4 separate regions of the Homo sapiens genome follow, and all the other regions are linked to region 1. Evidence: chromatin contacts called from ENCODE Hi-C or POLR2A ChIA-PET data. All regions are on one chromosome and are shown on one strand. The core of a region is the stretch at or near the end of the contact, and the rest is flanking DNA. Distances in the headings are between cores, read along the strand shown.

Region 1 (3,602 bases), core at 661-3,160:
TAGAGAAAGAGAGTGCTTTTGGTTTTGAATATGCTGAGCTTGAAGTGTATGGGTGGTATCAGCACAGACATGTCCAGCAACAGTGCAAGAGAGAGGGCAGAGCTGTTGATCAGTTCTGGGAGTCAGCAGTTTAGTTAAAATTGTGACAGTTAAGGGGGCCTTTACCTATAGAACCTTTGGGGCAGGTCCCAGGAGAGAAAGGGGGAAGCCTGTAGTACCTTGGGGAAGGTAAGCCAAGAGGTAGGTAGGGGAAGGGTAACTAGTCACAAAGATTGGAGGACCATAAAATAATAATAATGGTAGTTTCTTAATGAAGTATTTGCTGGAAGTGAGACACTATTCTCTGTACTTTTTGAAAGAACATCACCTGATTTAATTCTCACAATCATTCTCTGGGGTGGGTACTTTTTCCATGATAACCGTTGAGTTGGGGAGGGTAATGTCAAAGAATAAACCAGGAGAGATCTCATGGGAAGGGTGTTAATAGAGCAGGACCTTGAAGTGTCCTGGTACAATTTCAAAAGGTAGAGAAATGGGAGAGAAGGACATTTCAGGTAGAGGGGAGTGATGAGCAAAGGTGAAAACAGTGTTATCCCTTGCAGCTGTAGGGTAAGAATTCATGGGAACCCAAGGGTGGTGCATGGCTACTTCATCCTCTGGCCATTGGAGAGCCACAGAATGTTTTGAGCAAGGGAATATGTGTTAATCAGTTCAACTGGTAGTCAAATACAAAAATTAAATGTTGTATGATTGGAAGATTTCTGTGTGTACACTGTGGGAAGGAGGGATGATAGGAAACAGGAAAAATTACCATAAAAATTTGAGATAATGTAGATGACCTGTGAATACAGATTTAGAGTGTCTGCAAACAGGCATTGTGATGGCTCATGCAAATTCAGTCTCTTAAGCTGAATTTGCCTGTGTGGCAGTGTATTGCTTATCTTATGTATTAGTCACTTAGGGGATGTTTTTCATATATTTTCCAGAAGACTGTGAATGGGGAATAAGCAAAGTGGCGGTAAATAAAAAAATGATTATTTGTTGACATAAATTTGTATGTATGTGATTTATATATGAATTTTGCCTGGGAAATAATGATCAGCCTCATGAGGCACAACAAGCCCAGCCTCTTTAGAGAGGCGTTGTGTTTGTACTAGCAGTTCTTTTACCTTATAAACATACATATACACAAACATAGTGTAAAACTCCACCCTAATTAGGTTTTCAGCTCAGTCTTTCTCTGGGCCAGTGTCTTCTTTAATTTTGTTTTGTGTGTGTGTCATTAAGGAATGATACCAATAATAGGGTGTCAAAAAGGAAAGACTTTGGCCTAAACATGGCTCAGAAAAAGGACTGCCTGGCCTTCTTCATGCACACCTGCCAATGCATCATACTTCTGACTTGTAATTCCTGTTTTTCTAGTCTTTGATCGCGTGGGGCAAAATAACATTCCAGCTTGTTTGTTACTTTGAGTTCTGCATCATTTGTTCCTTGATTAAGGGCCTGGAAGCCCCACTTGTTTGTGGCATCCAGAGGTCTTATTTTCCTGGGTGTGTGTAGCTAGGTGTAGATAGATCTTTATATTAGATGACTGCCTTTTCTGACCCACAGATAAGACACCTTTGTCTGACAGATGCTAGGGGTCAGAAGGACAGGATGTGGGAGTTTGGTTTCTTTTGTAAAATGTGCAGTGTGTGGTCTCCGCAGGTGCTGGATTTCTCTTCGCGGCTAAGAACTTCCCAGTCTGGGGAAAATACCCATGTTGTAGGAAGCGAGATCTGTGGGTCTTGCTGTAGCTAGTTAACTCAGGCTGAGGTTTAGCAAGTCATGGACCTCCCACATCCTTTTAACAGTACTGTTTCTCCTCTCTCTCAGATGACTTGTGTGAGACTTAGCCAGGTGTCAATGGATGTGAAGGGGGTTTGGAGGAAACAAGGGCAAGACAACATTCTGGCTGGACAGGGAGCCAGCTGGAGGGGTGGGGCCACATGAATGGGACACACCCTTGAGGGAAGTGGTTCTAAACCTCAGCAGTGTCAGAGTGTCCTGGAGGGACTGGTAAAACACTTGAGTTGAGTCCGTCGCAGTGGCTAATGCCTGTAATCCCAACACTTTGGGAGGCTGAGGTGGGAGGATTGCTTGAGGTTAGGAGTTCAAAACCAGCCTGGTTAGAATACTGAGACTCAGTCTCCACAAAAACAAACAAATTAATTATTTAATAAAACAGATTGCTGGGCCCCACCCCCACAGTTTCTGATTTAGTGGGTTTCTGATTTAATGGGACCTGAGATTCTACAATTCTAATAAGTTATTAGGAGATACTGACTCTGGTTCATGGACCCCTTAGCAAATCCAAGCATTGGTTCAGCAGGCAGAAGACCAAGTCTTAACCAGCCTGGAGTCCATTCTGATTCCGAGAAGAACCAGAGAATTCTGGTTATCATTAGATTGTCATAACCCCCTTATTTTATATAACACTTCCACATTTGTAAATCACTTTAATATATGTTTCTTCTCACAACAAAATAACCCTGTGAGGTAGGCAGGGGATTTATTAACCTTGTTGGACGACTAAGGAAAATAAGATTGAAGACAGATGACTGACTTACCCTAGGGGCAAAAATAGTTGAGCTCATACTTATATCTAGATTTTCTTACTGTAGATTTATTGCTCCTTCTACATTGTCTTTTTTCCTTGGAAAATACTACATTTTATTCAAATGATTTTGAGACAAAACAAAATTAGGGAGATGTAGAATCCTTTCGCTCATGCATTAACAGTAAATATTTTTTGAAGACATAATACAGAGCACATACTTATTGTTGAATAAATGAATGAATGGTTTCCATAACTTCCCTAACTACTTCTGAACTCATGCACTTTAGTGGCCCAGTAGTCTCAATTACAAATAATAAGAAAAGCACAATAATTAATTAATACAACATGCCTATTAAAAATACTTCCCAAAACATTGCCTTTAAAGCTAGTAAAAAGCTTAGAGATCATCTGCTTAGGTATTGCTCAATGTTTGTCCAACTTTACTTATTTTAATCACAGCCCCCAACACAAAACAACTTTTAAGTTTAGAATAGTTTTAGAGGTAGAGAAAAGATGTGAAGATAGTACAAAAAATTCCCATATGCCCCAAGTGGTTTTCCCATTGTCAATATCTTACCTTAGTATACTTTTGTCACAATTAATAGACCAGTACTGTTGCAGTATTAATAACTAAAATCTATACTTCATTCAGATTTCCTTAGCTTTTCCTTAGTGTCCTTTTGCCGTTCCAGGACTCCATGTGGGGTTCTACATTATCTTGGTTGCCATGTCTCCTTAGATTCCTCTTGGCTGTAATAGTTTCTCAGGCTTTCCTTGTGTTTGATGACCTCGAGAGCTTTGAGGAGTAGTGGTAAAGTATTTTGTAGAGTATGTCTCCACTGGGATTTGTCTGATGATTTTCTTGTATTGGACTGGGGTTATGGGTTTTGGGGAAGAAGATTACAGAGGTAAAATGCCATTCTCATTACATCATATCAAGAGTATATGTTAGCAGCATGATTTATAGTTTTGGTTATGTTGACCTTGCTCATCTGGTTGAGGT
Region 2 (3,602 bases), core at 371-2,870, 2.0 Mb after region 1:
CAGCCGTGTATGGTAGTTCATGTCTGTAATCCCAGCACTTTGGGAGGCTGAGGTGGGAGGATCACTTAAGCACTCTACCCCAGTTTGGGTGACAGAGTGAGACCTTGTCTCAAAAATAAATAAATAAATAAATAAATACATTGAGCTCTTCAGTCACACCACATTTCAAGTATTTGATAGCCACATGTGGCTAATGGCTACTATTTTGGACAACACAAATATAGAACATTTTCACCAGTGCAGAAAGCTCTGCTGGACAGTGCTTGTCTGAATATCTTAGTGTAGCTTGTGAGGTCTTTTACAATCTCACCTCAACCTTTTGCTCCAGCCCAATTTTTGGCCGTTCCTCATCATTTAACCCCATCTACCTTCTCAACATTCCACAATGGCTCTGTGCCCTTTCACAGCTCCATGCCTTTGAACATGGTGTTCTCCCTTTCTGAAATACCCTTTGACTTTCTTCTCTGGCAAACTCCCATTTACCTTTTAAGATCCAACTCAAACATTACCTTCCTTGTGGAGTTCGCTGACTTTCCTAAACAGTCATTTCTTGTCCTCTGTTTCCATTGCTCATTGAACCAATCTCTATTGTCCTTATCACTGTAGTTTGTTATTATTTACTCATTAATCTGATCCTCCCTTTGGAGGGGGATCCTATCTGTTTTAGCAATCTGCCCTAATAATTACCTGAAATTGTTTGCTTGATACCCTTTTGATATCAAGTAATATATCTTCTTATTTATGTGCTTGTTATTTATGAGTTCAGCATGTTTGAAAAGTTCACTTAGTGTTTCTGGAGAAATCCTGCCCATTTCTAGTGTAAAGCTAGAATGAACTTCCTGTCTTCTAGGGTGGAGGTCAGTTTTTCTTCTAATTAATCCTGACCAGTCTTGAGAAGGATGTGGTAGGAGAGGTTTACAAGGTCAAAAACAGCAGTACTGTCTGCAGGCGCAGGTTCAGGTGTTCTCGGGTTCCAGTTATTATACAAAACATTTAGTATATGTTCAGAGAAAAAGTAGGGAGGAATGATGGAAAAAATAAAAACAACCCCCATGGAAAGAAAACTGAGGCATCGTATTTGACTTTTTCCAGGCTAAGCCCAAAAGCAATGATGTAGTGAGGGGGAAGTTTGTATTTCCATTTTGCAAAAACGTAATTTTTTTTTCCTCCCGGGATTTGATAAGATTTTGATAAATTCTTGTGAATTTAATTACAGGGAAGTAAATCCTACTGACTAGTAAATTATCAATTTGTTTCTCTTTTCTCACAAAAGAGAAACAAATTGATACCCTTCACATCATCCGGTAAGGTTTATTTTTTTCTGAGAAGGCCATAAGCCCTAACGGCTCAGAATCTAAGAGACCTTCGCTGATTGTCATCGCCTAGCGGCCACCGCAAACCTTACAGTCAATCAACTTCCCTCGGACGCCCGGATCACGCCCATTGCTCAGACCACGCCCACTCAAGGCGCCTCATGGCTCCGCCCCAGGCCCAGCAGAAGAAGATTCTCATTGGTGGAGAAGTTGTTCTGATCCCGCCCCGGAGGACGGCGATAGGCTGAACTGGCGTGGGGCGGTGGTGGTTGGCTGCTTGAGGACGGGTCCCTGGTCGTGCCTGTCAGAGAGGCTGGCGGCAGTGGTGGCTCTCCCGGCTGGGTTGTCAGTCAGTGAGAGGAGGGGGAAGATGGCTCACCGGGACCCGTTCTGCTAGGAAGAAGGGGAGCAGGTGGTGCTGCTACTCGGGAGGAAGCAGAGCAGCCTCCGTCGCTGTCGCTGAGAGCCTCACGAGTCGAGGTCCTGCAGGTGGAGCTCCGGCAGCCGCCCTGGTGAGTCCAGCCGAGAGACCCACGCCGGGCCCCCAGGGCGTCCGGCAACGGATAACTTTTTTTTGTCAGGGAGGAGCCGGGGCGAGGCGGCGGCGAGGACAGGACCGGGACTTTGTCCCTGGGGCCGCGGCTCCACTGGGGGTAACGGCTCCCGCGCGAGGCGCCATGGGTGGGTGCGAGGCGGCGCGGGGCGCTGGGGGCGGCTGGCGGGCGGGTGGGCTGCGGCCGGCGCTGCTCGCCCCGAAGTTGGGCGCAGCCTGCCCGCTGCCTGGAGGGCGGCAGCTTTGTGCGCGCGACTCGGGTCTTTCCTTCCCGGCGAGGAGCAGTCCAGCCTCCTGCTGTGACCCGGGTGCCGCCGCCTCGGCCCCACCGGCCGCCCCTCTGCCGGGTGGGCCTGGGGCGGGAGCCCCCCGTCCCCTCCCTGCCGCGGCGGATGCTCTGGCCTCTGCCTCCTCTCCCACTCGCGCCCTCTACTTCGGCGAGGCCGCCACTGTCCGTCCGGTCTGGTGGCCACAATGGTCACTGTCGACCCCCCGCCCTCGCCCCCTGGAGAGCAGCGTTGGCCCGAGTCGGTCTTTGGTCCCCTGCAGGGCGGAGAGGTTCAGACAGCAGCCACGCTTCCTTCCTTGGTTATTTCGCTGAAGATCTCTTCTTGAGCCCTTGCCCCTTCTTTCTATGAGTTATTCCTCTCCTGAGGCTCATTTTAACATACTCGGGAATCCTCGGGGGTTTGGCTGAAAATGGTTGCATTAAAACACCCCCAAGTTTGTACGCTTCCCCGAAATTTGCTGTCTGCCCGTCAGCTTGCACATGTGTGCTTTGTGAGTTTAGACATTCCTGAAAGATTTTAATTTTGCCTAAGTGGTTTAGTACTGCACAGAATCTGCTCTCTGAGAAATACACTATCACAAGCCTGGCAGCCGCGGCGCTCTTCAGGTAGGGGGAATTTGTTCCACCGGCAGCTACTTCTTATCTCAGAGACTGCCCTACAGGCAGTAGGGCCAAGCTGACCTTTTGCAAATTATTTATCCTTGGATCACACAGTAGTTTTTGGAGCAGGTGGGCCACCTCTTTGGTTCATGTAACACTTTACAGTTTGAGGTTTTCAGCTTTCAAATCTTATTGCCATAAAGTCAGAAAGACTGGGAGGCTTGTTTTCCATGAAAACATTCTACTGCTAACATCCACAGGCACCCCACCTCCCCCGACATTTCCAAGTATTTTTTTTTCTTTAGGTGAATACATTTTAAGGTTTACAGGATGAATAGTAGTCTAAACCACCATATTTTTGAAGTGCAGGCAAAGACAAGGAAGGAAAAACATTTAAGATCTGCTTGGCCAATAGTGGCTTCAAAGTCAGCTATTCAAATAATCAGTTCAATCAAACCAAGTGGCAAGGGGGAAAAGCATCACATATTTAGGAAACAAATTCTGGATTTGGCTCGTTTATCCTTATTCGATTTATTGAAATTACCATGAGGGATTAGAAGGATTAGAAACCTTCTTAGTCATCGGCATTAGCAGTACCTGGATACAGACACCCGATAAGGCATTAGCTGGGTCAGCGTTTATCCTTGCTCTGCTTCCTTTCATTGTTGTATTTCTGTTTTATGAAATTTGCTCTGGGTTGTATTTTTTAGACTGGTGTCTTTGACGGTGAGTTTAAATATATGTACTGTTTTATTCAGCATCCTGTTGCCTAATATTTATTTTATAATGGATCTTAAGAAATTTTAAGAAATCTTAGTATTCAAGACCTATTTTGGGGTATCGTTTA
Region 3 (3,602 bases), core at 371-2,870, 1.8 Mb after region 1:
TACACTCACATTCATCAGACATGAGTCCTAATTTTCGGTCTGAAATATTTCACTAGATTAATTGTGGAGGAAATAAAAGGACTGTCTTCCCTGAAGTGGGATCAGACGTGAAACCATCACGCAATACAAGGTTTAAAGGTTAGATGAGGCCCGCCGCGGTCGCTCACGCCTGTAATCCCAGCACTTTGAAAGACGGAAGCGGGAGTATCACCTTAGGTCACGAGTTCGAGACCGGTATGGCCAAAATGGCAAAACCCTGTCTCTACTAAAAATACAAAAATTATCAAGGGCATGGTGGCGGGCACCCGTAATCCCAGCTACTCGGGAGACTGAGGCATAAGAATCGCTTGAGCCTGGGAGGCGGAGGTCGCAGTGAGCCGCCTGACTGAGAGAGCAAGACTCCGTCTCAAAATAAAATAAAAAAATAAAGGTCAGATGAATAGCCCTAAAGGAGGGGAAGGAAGGGAGACAGCACCGAATTATTAACCCGATCTTTAAAAATCTTGTGTTGTTCTAAGGTTTCATGTCTAATCTCTCCTTTCCTTGAAGATAAAAAGCTTTGACAATGATCTAGGCCCAGGGACTAGATCAACGTGGCCCCCGCATCTCCTTTCCTCACCTCCCGGATAGCCCTTAACTGGGCGTCCCACATTCCCAATTTCACCCCAAATTTATGAGCAGGTGCATTTTTGCGGTATGGCTCTATAGGTTTTATTAGATTTTCTTTTTTTCTTTTCTTTCTTTCTTTTTTTTTTTTTGATAGTCTCGCTCTGTCGCCCAGGCTGGAGTGCAGTGGCACGATCTCGGCCCACTGCAACCTCCACCTCCCGGGTTCAAGCGATTCTCCTGTCTCAGCCTCATGAGTAGCTGGGATTACAGGCGCGCGCCACCACGCCCGGCTATTTTTTTTTTTTTTTTTTTTTTTGGTATTTTTAGTAAAGACGGTGTTTCACTATGTTGGTCAGGCTGGTCTCAAACTCCTGACCTCGTGATCCGCCCGCCTCGGCCTCCCAAAGTGCTGGGATTACAGGCGTGAGCCACCGCCCGGCCGGTTTTATTAGATTTTTTCAAAGAAGTCCACGACTTCTCCAAAATGAAGTCCTGATTCTGACCCAAGCTGCTAGCCTCACCCTCGAAAAAACAACTTAGTAAAAATTATATTCAATTCCGGCATTTACCTACAAGGTAGTTTCGATAGGTACTTCCGATTTAAAAACTCAGTTTCGCACAAGCATCCAGGCCCAAACCCAGGTCCTCAGAAGCTCAATAAAAACGGACCACATGAATAATATGTAGATAAAACCCTCGGTTTAAAAACGTTGTGCAGGGCCCAGTAGGGCCGGCAAGGCCGCGACGCGGGCACGTTGGGGTCACCAGCAGCGGGAAACACGCGGGACGCCCGGTCCCCGCCGGCGGACCCTTCCCGGCTCGGTTACCGCGGAGGATTCAGAGGAGAGTCACCTGAAGGCTGCTGCTGCGGTTGCTGCCGTCCTCCTCCTGCACCCCTAGCACCGGGATGTTCGTTCCAGCACCGATCTCCAAAGCGGCACCGGCCTTGAAGGAAGAATTGACAAATGGCCATTGCGACGGCGTCGCTGACGGAGGGCGTCTTCAGTCTGCACCGTTCGATGCCTGTTACTGGGCAGAGAGCCCTAAGGCAACCTCGGCGCCCGGCCGGGCTACTGTGACGTCATCTTCTCGCGCCTGGGAAGGCCTTTTTCCGCCTCTCACCCGGCAGTGCCATGAGACGCATGGACTTGAGCCAATAGGACTTGAGAAGAGCGGACCGCTCTGACGCTTTGAGTGTGTCCTGGGAAGGAGGGATGCTTGAACGGTTACGTGAAGACCGGAGGCGCGTTTGACCCCGGTGCAGGGCCTCGGACTACAGGAAGGCTGGAGGTCCAAAATGAGAGGAAAGCGGAGCAAGCAAACGCAGAACTTCAGCAAGGCCCTCAGAGGAGAATTAGCTATGATTTGAGAGACTGAGTCGTTCTTGCTGAGACGGTAAAACTTAGCTTGGGCTGAGAAAGTAACAAACTGCCTAGCCTTTCATCTGGATGGATAACAGAGTCAAATAAAGCCAGACGACGTTAAGAGGAAACAATGTTTCTTTTAGGACATGCTGCAACGGAAAAGTATTACCACTTAAGTACATTCTTACTACACACTGAGAAACCTTGTTATTTCTTCTTTTTTTTTTTTTTTTTTGAGACGGAGTCTCGCTCTGTCGCCCAGGCTGGAGTACAGTGGCAGAGCTTGGAGGCAAGCTCTGCCTCCAAGGTTCATGCCGTTCTCGTGCCTCAGCCTCCCGAGTAGCTGGGACTACAGGTGCCCGCCACCACGCCCGGCTAATTTTTTTGTATTTTTAGTAGACACGGTTTCACCGTGTTAGCCAGGATGGTCTCTATTTTCTGACCTCGTGATCCGCCCGCGTCCGCCTCCCAAAGTGCTGCGATTACAGGTGTGAGCCACCGCGTCTGGCCGAAACCTTGTTCTTTCAAGTCCACATAAACGTTGCTATTTGAAATTATATCAGAACGAGTGAAAAGTCCCATCCTTGCCTGGAGGATCTAAGTCTCTTTGACGCAGAGAAGCAGCCTCAATTTCTATCCAGGTGTAGAGCTTCAGATAAACGGTTCTGAAAACATTCTGTATTTTCTTAACTTTGCAGTTTCCAAGGAAACATGCCCTACATTCAATTCTCGTCCAGACCTGATGTTAATGCCTTTACACACAGCTATGCTTTGAGATTTCATTTAAATTTCACCTAAACTTCACTCTCCCCGCCAAAACATACAATAACTACCTTTTATTTTGTACGGTGAGACACACCACAGCTCCTCTGGTGTGCAGTCTTCTTGATTGCAATAAGTCAATAGATCTGACTTTGTTGGATTACAGGTTTGTGCTGGTGGTTTTAGGATTATTGAGCTGGGAGTGAGCCATCATTCTTGCTCATGTAATTTGTTTGGATTTTGAAGACAGCAGAATCTACAGGACGGGAACTACTTGTCCAAACTAGTTTTTTATTTTCTTTAATCAATGCAATTCATTTATTTTGAAACAAATTTATGGAAAAGTTACAAATAACAGTACAAAGAACTTTTTTCCTGAACCATTTGAGACTATGTTGCAGACCTAATGCCCCATGATCCAAATACTTATTGTATATTTTCTACAAACAAACCAGGGCATTCTACATAACCACAACACAGCCAACAAAATTAGGACATTGATACTGATGCACTACTACTCTCTAATCCTTAGACTCCATTTATGTTTTGCCAAATGTCCCAATATTGTCCTTTAGAGGAAAAGGGTTCAGTTCGGAATCATTGTTGCTTAGTCATATTTCTTGTGTCTCCTTCAATTTGGAAGATTTTTTGTTTTTCCTTTTCATGACCTTGACACTATTAAAGACTACAGGCTGCTTATACTGTAGAGGTTCCTTAGTGCAGGTCTGTTTGATGTTTTCTCTTGATTAGATTCAGATTATGCATCTTTGTCAGGATTATCACAGAAGTGATGCTGCGGTTTTCACATTGCAGGTTGTGCACAATTTCAATTTGTCCTGTTACCTGTAATGCTCAATGGATTACTTG
Region 4 (3,602 bases), core at 626-3,125, 1.0 Mb before region 1:
AGCATCCCTTATTTGAAGTGCTTGGGGCCAGAAGTGTTTCGGATTTTAGGGTTTTTATTTTTTATTGTTTTGAATTTTGGAATATTTGCATATACATAATGAGATATGTTAGGAATATGACCCGAGCCTAAACATGATATTTATTTATGTTTAATATACACGTATGCACATAGCCTGAAGGTAATTTTATATAGTATTTTAAATAATTTCATGCATAAAACAAAGATTTGACTGCATTTTGACTGTGACCCATCACATGAGGTTAGGTGTGGAATTTTCCACTTGTGGCATTGTGTCAGCATTCAAAAAATGTCAGATTTTCAGACTAGGGATACTCGACCTGTACACACAAAAAAACCTTATTTTGATGTATGTATTCTTGCAGATCACCTCAAGTCTTTGGGAGAAGGTGCAGAATAAATAAATATAAATAACATTGAACCAACAGCAGTTTCTGAGTGTGGACTGAATTACCACAGGGTGTGCAAGGGGAGTGTGTCCACCGTTTTGTAGCTTAGCATGGTTTCTGGAACTTAGTTCATGTTCAACACATGTTAGTAGTAGTAGTAGCAGTAGTTGTTGTTATTAGTATTATTATTATAACTACATGAACCGGGCATTTTAAAATTTATTTCAATATTTAATTTAGAGAAGTACATGTATATATATTTTGGAGACAGAGTCTCACTGTATCTCGAGTCTGGAGTGCAGTGGCATGATCTCACTCAGCTCACTGCAACCTCCACCTCCCAGGTTCAAGCAATTCTCGTTCCTCAGCTACCCAAGTAGATGGGACTACACGCACCCACCACCACGCCTGGCTAATTTTTTTATTTTTAGTAGAGACAGGGTCTCACCATATTGGCCAGACTGGTCTCGAACTCCTGACCTCAAGTGATCTGCCCGCCTCAGCCTCCCAAAGTGTTAGGATTACAGGCGTGAGCCACTGTGCCCGGCCCTTGGCAAGGCTATGTTAAAACAAAGGATGTTATGGGTTACCTAATAACTTGACATAGTGTATTTTTTTGTTTTGTTTTGTTTTGTTTTTGTTTTTGTTTTTGTTTTGAGACTGAGTTTTACTCTTGTCGCCCAGGCTGGAGTGCAATGGTGTGATCTTGGCTCACTGCAACCTCTGCCTCCTGGGGCCAACCAATTCTCCTGCCTCAGCCTCCGAGTAGCTGGGATTACAGGTGTGCGCCACAACGGCCAGCTAATTTTTGTATTTTTAGTAGAGACGGGGTTACACCATATTGGCCAGGCTGGTCTCAAACTCCTGACCTCAGGTGATCCATCCGCCTTGGCTTCCCAGAGTGCTGGGATTACAGGCATGAACCACCGTGCCCAGCCCATAGTGGTAATTTCTTAATGCCTTTGTGGAACCAGCTCAGTGGTTGGGACACTTTTACAGGTGAGTGGGCTTTGAAGCATAAGGCTCTTCAGGGCAAGTCCCTTAGGAGCAGCCTTATAAAGACGTAAGGCAATGCTGACCTCTCTCGTGGCATGGGTCTCCCCTCTGGGCAGCAGCCCCTGCTGATGGCGGGGATAGTTCAGAAGGAATTTGGTGGCCGGGAACGTCCTCTGTGCTGAGCGCACCCTCTAGTCCTTTGCCATGCAGCTGTGGCGATTTGCGTAGCCTGTGCTATTTATAACTGCATATTTGCTCAGAAAGAACCATCTCATTTTCTGACTGCAGCTGCCCACACGGGTCTGGCCGCCGCTGGGGTTTTCCAGCAGGCCACCACGCCGCCACATCACTTGAGAGCATCTTCCGTGGGTTCTGCCTCGTTCTCCTGCCCTCATGACGTTCTGTGGTTTCACTTTGGCTCACTCATTCATCTCACAGCCATGCATTGAGCACCTACTATGGGCCAGACACTATCCAAGGCCCTCAGAAAACTGAGTGAGACACATGTGCTGCAAATCCCTCCCTCAAGTAGCTTGCAGGCTATGAGGAAGACTGATAGGCAATTTACTGTGCAGGTTCTTAGCCTTTGGTGTTAGTTTCTACCTTCTCTTCCTCTGTTTTCAAACCAGATCCTTGGCGGGAACCTGCCATGCCGCAAGCTTGTTTTTGTCTTTCCATTCACTGTCAAACTCTACCACGTGATTGCACCCACTCATTAAATGCCCTGCAGCCTGGCTTCCTGCCTAGATCACCAGTCACTCATACCGGCTACCCTCCCTTTACCCTCACGTTTCAGTTCTCTTTTGACTGTGAAGACCTAGTGTTGGACCCAGTGGAACACCTGTGTGTCTCCGCACGTGGCGCCCGCGCTGGCTAGCCTCACTCCTTTGCTCTGCTCCCTCTGACATGGGTTCTGTCACCTCCTCTTCCCTTGGGACCCAGGAGCCCTGACTTCAACCTGATCTTCCTTCTCTCCAGTTCCCAAACCCAGCCAGTCCCAGGCCGTCGTGTTCCCTCCCATCTCTGGAGGACTCATTTGGCAAGTGTCATGATTTACCTTGTGGTTTATCAAGGGGTACTGTTGATTGGTAGTTATTTTTGTCATCTCATAATTTGAGTTTTCATGCAGATTGTGAATGGTCCTTGTTCACAGAGCTAATAAGCAGTCCCTTCTGGCTGAATCTGCTGAGGACTGGCAATAGATATTTTCCCTTCTCTTTAGCTAGTTAGCTAGTGTGCCAGGCCTGGCCTGTGAGGCCATTCCTTCCCAGCTGTGCTGTGTAATGCAGGAGGCTGGCCCTTGTGGGCTATTTCTTAGGATCCGGTGTCAGCTGCTTTCTGGCTGGGTTTGGCCAATGGAAGGCACCAATGGGAACTGCATGGTGAGAAGAAGAGAGAAGCCACAATGTTTCTCCTTGCCCTTCCCTGTCTTGAATGGCATCTACAGCTCCAGCTCCTACCAATCAGGCCCCTGTGGTTCCAGCTTCTGCAGGGTGACCTGGCTTCTTCTGGCTTCTGGTAACACTGCTTCCTCCTTTGATCCTCCACTTTAGGGGCAGTATAGCTTCCTGTCCCTGCTCATCTCTGGGTTATGTCACCGTCTCCTAGTAACTGCTCAGCTTTGTTGTCTCCTGAGCAACCAAAATACTCAGAGTGGTTTCTGTTCCCTGGCTAGATTATGGCAGACATGGTTATTCCTGCCTTCTTCCCTTCCTTCCCTCTCTTCTTCCCTTGTTCCCTCCCTTTTTCCTTCCTTCCTTCCAATTAGTTATTTATTGCTGCATAACAAATTACTCTAAAACCTAGGCAATAAGCATTTAAGAGCTCACAGGTCCTGTAAGTAAGGAATCTGGGCACAGCCTAGCTGGGCACCTCTGGCTCAAGTTGTCTCATGCAGTCAAGCTGTTGGTAAGGGTTTTGGTCTTATCTGAAAGCATGACTTGTGAGGGGGCTTCATCCCCAAGATCACTTGCTTGGTGGTCCTCAGCCCCTTGCTATGTGGCCTCTCTGCAGGACACCCTTGTGATGTGGCAGCTAGCTTCCACCAAGGCAAGCGGTTATAGAAAGGGAGAAGGGGAGAGAAAGCCCGAGACAGAAACCACTGCCTTTTTATAGCCCAATCTTGGAAGTGGCATCTGATCTCTTTTTCTGTATTCTATTTGCTACAAGTGAAGTTAATAATAAGGCCAGCCCATAT

What was found. A loop is a pair of places that touch in the nucleus more often than their neighbours do. ChIA-PET counts read pairs that join two places held with the same protein, here RNA polymerase II (POLR2A). Pooled maps may share reads with other maps.
Region 2: a pooled map shows a loop between it and region 1 (4-fold over the local background). The contact joins the promoter of HYCC1 here to the enhancer-like site in region 1. A Hi-C loop is called at or near these places in 1 of 37 single-sample maps with no recorded cell type and 3 of 50 pooled maps. POLR2A ChIA-PET finds 5 or more read pairs at or near these places in 1 of 52 experiments (WTC11).
Region 3: a loop to region 1 is called in a pooled map, with 2.7 times the contacts of the local background. The contact joins the promoter of NUP42 here to the enhancer-like site in region 1. A Hi-C loop is called at or near these places in 2 of 50 pooled maps. POLR2A ChIA-PET finds 5 or more read pairs at or near these places in 2 of 52 experiments (Caco-2 and PC-9).
Region 4: a map with no recorded cell type shows a loop between it and region 1 (12-fold over the local background). The contact joins two enhancer-like sites. A Hi-C loop is called at or near these places in 7 of 37 single-sample maps with no recorded cell type and 4 of 50 pooled maps.

The regions. Positions count from the first base shown.
Region 1 is chr7:24,964,324-24,967,925 of GRCh38, reverse strand. The region is part of intron 1 of OSBPL3 (oxysterol binding protein like 3); the gene reads left to right. Among named protein-coding and RNA genes, the nearest start is that of OSBPL3, 14 kb to the left of the region's middle. RefSeq lists an enhancer at 1,590-1,749. Within about 2 kb of position 1,910, at least 11 of the 41 ENCODE cell types and tissues checked have a DNase peak (open chromatin) inside an H3K27ac peak, as active enhancers do; they include PC-9, where a contact is called at or near this core.
Region 2 is chr7:23,012,148-23,015,749 of GRCh38, reverse strand. HYCC1 (hyccin PI4KA lipid kinase complex subunit 1) reads left to right here and starts at 1,620. Exons shown (of 11, transcript NM_032581.4): 1 at 1,620-1,825. RefSeq lists enhancers at 1,290-1,469, 1,630-1,819, 2,237-2,918 and a silencer at 2,010-2,279.
Region 3 is chr7:23,180,066-23,183,667 of GRCh38, reverse strand. NUP42 (nucleoporin 42) reads right to left here and starts at 1,620. Exons shown (of 7, transcript NM_007342.3): 1 at 1,462-1,620. The coding sequence starts at 1,582. RefSeq lists enhancers at 1,256-1,325, 1,426-2,025.
Region 4 is chr7:25,966,889-25,970,490 of GRCh38, reverse strand. The region is part of intron 6 of LOC105375199 (a long non-coding RNA gene); the gene reads left to right. Among named protein-coding and RNA genes, the nearest start is that of MIR148A, 19 kb to the right of the region's middle. RefSeq lists enhancers at 1,494-1,933, 2,384-2,443. Within about 2 kb of position 1,875, at least 5 of the 41 ENCODE cell types and tissues checked have a DNase peak (open chromatin) inside an H3K27ac peak, as active enhancers do.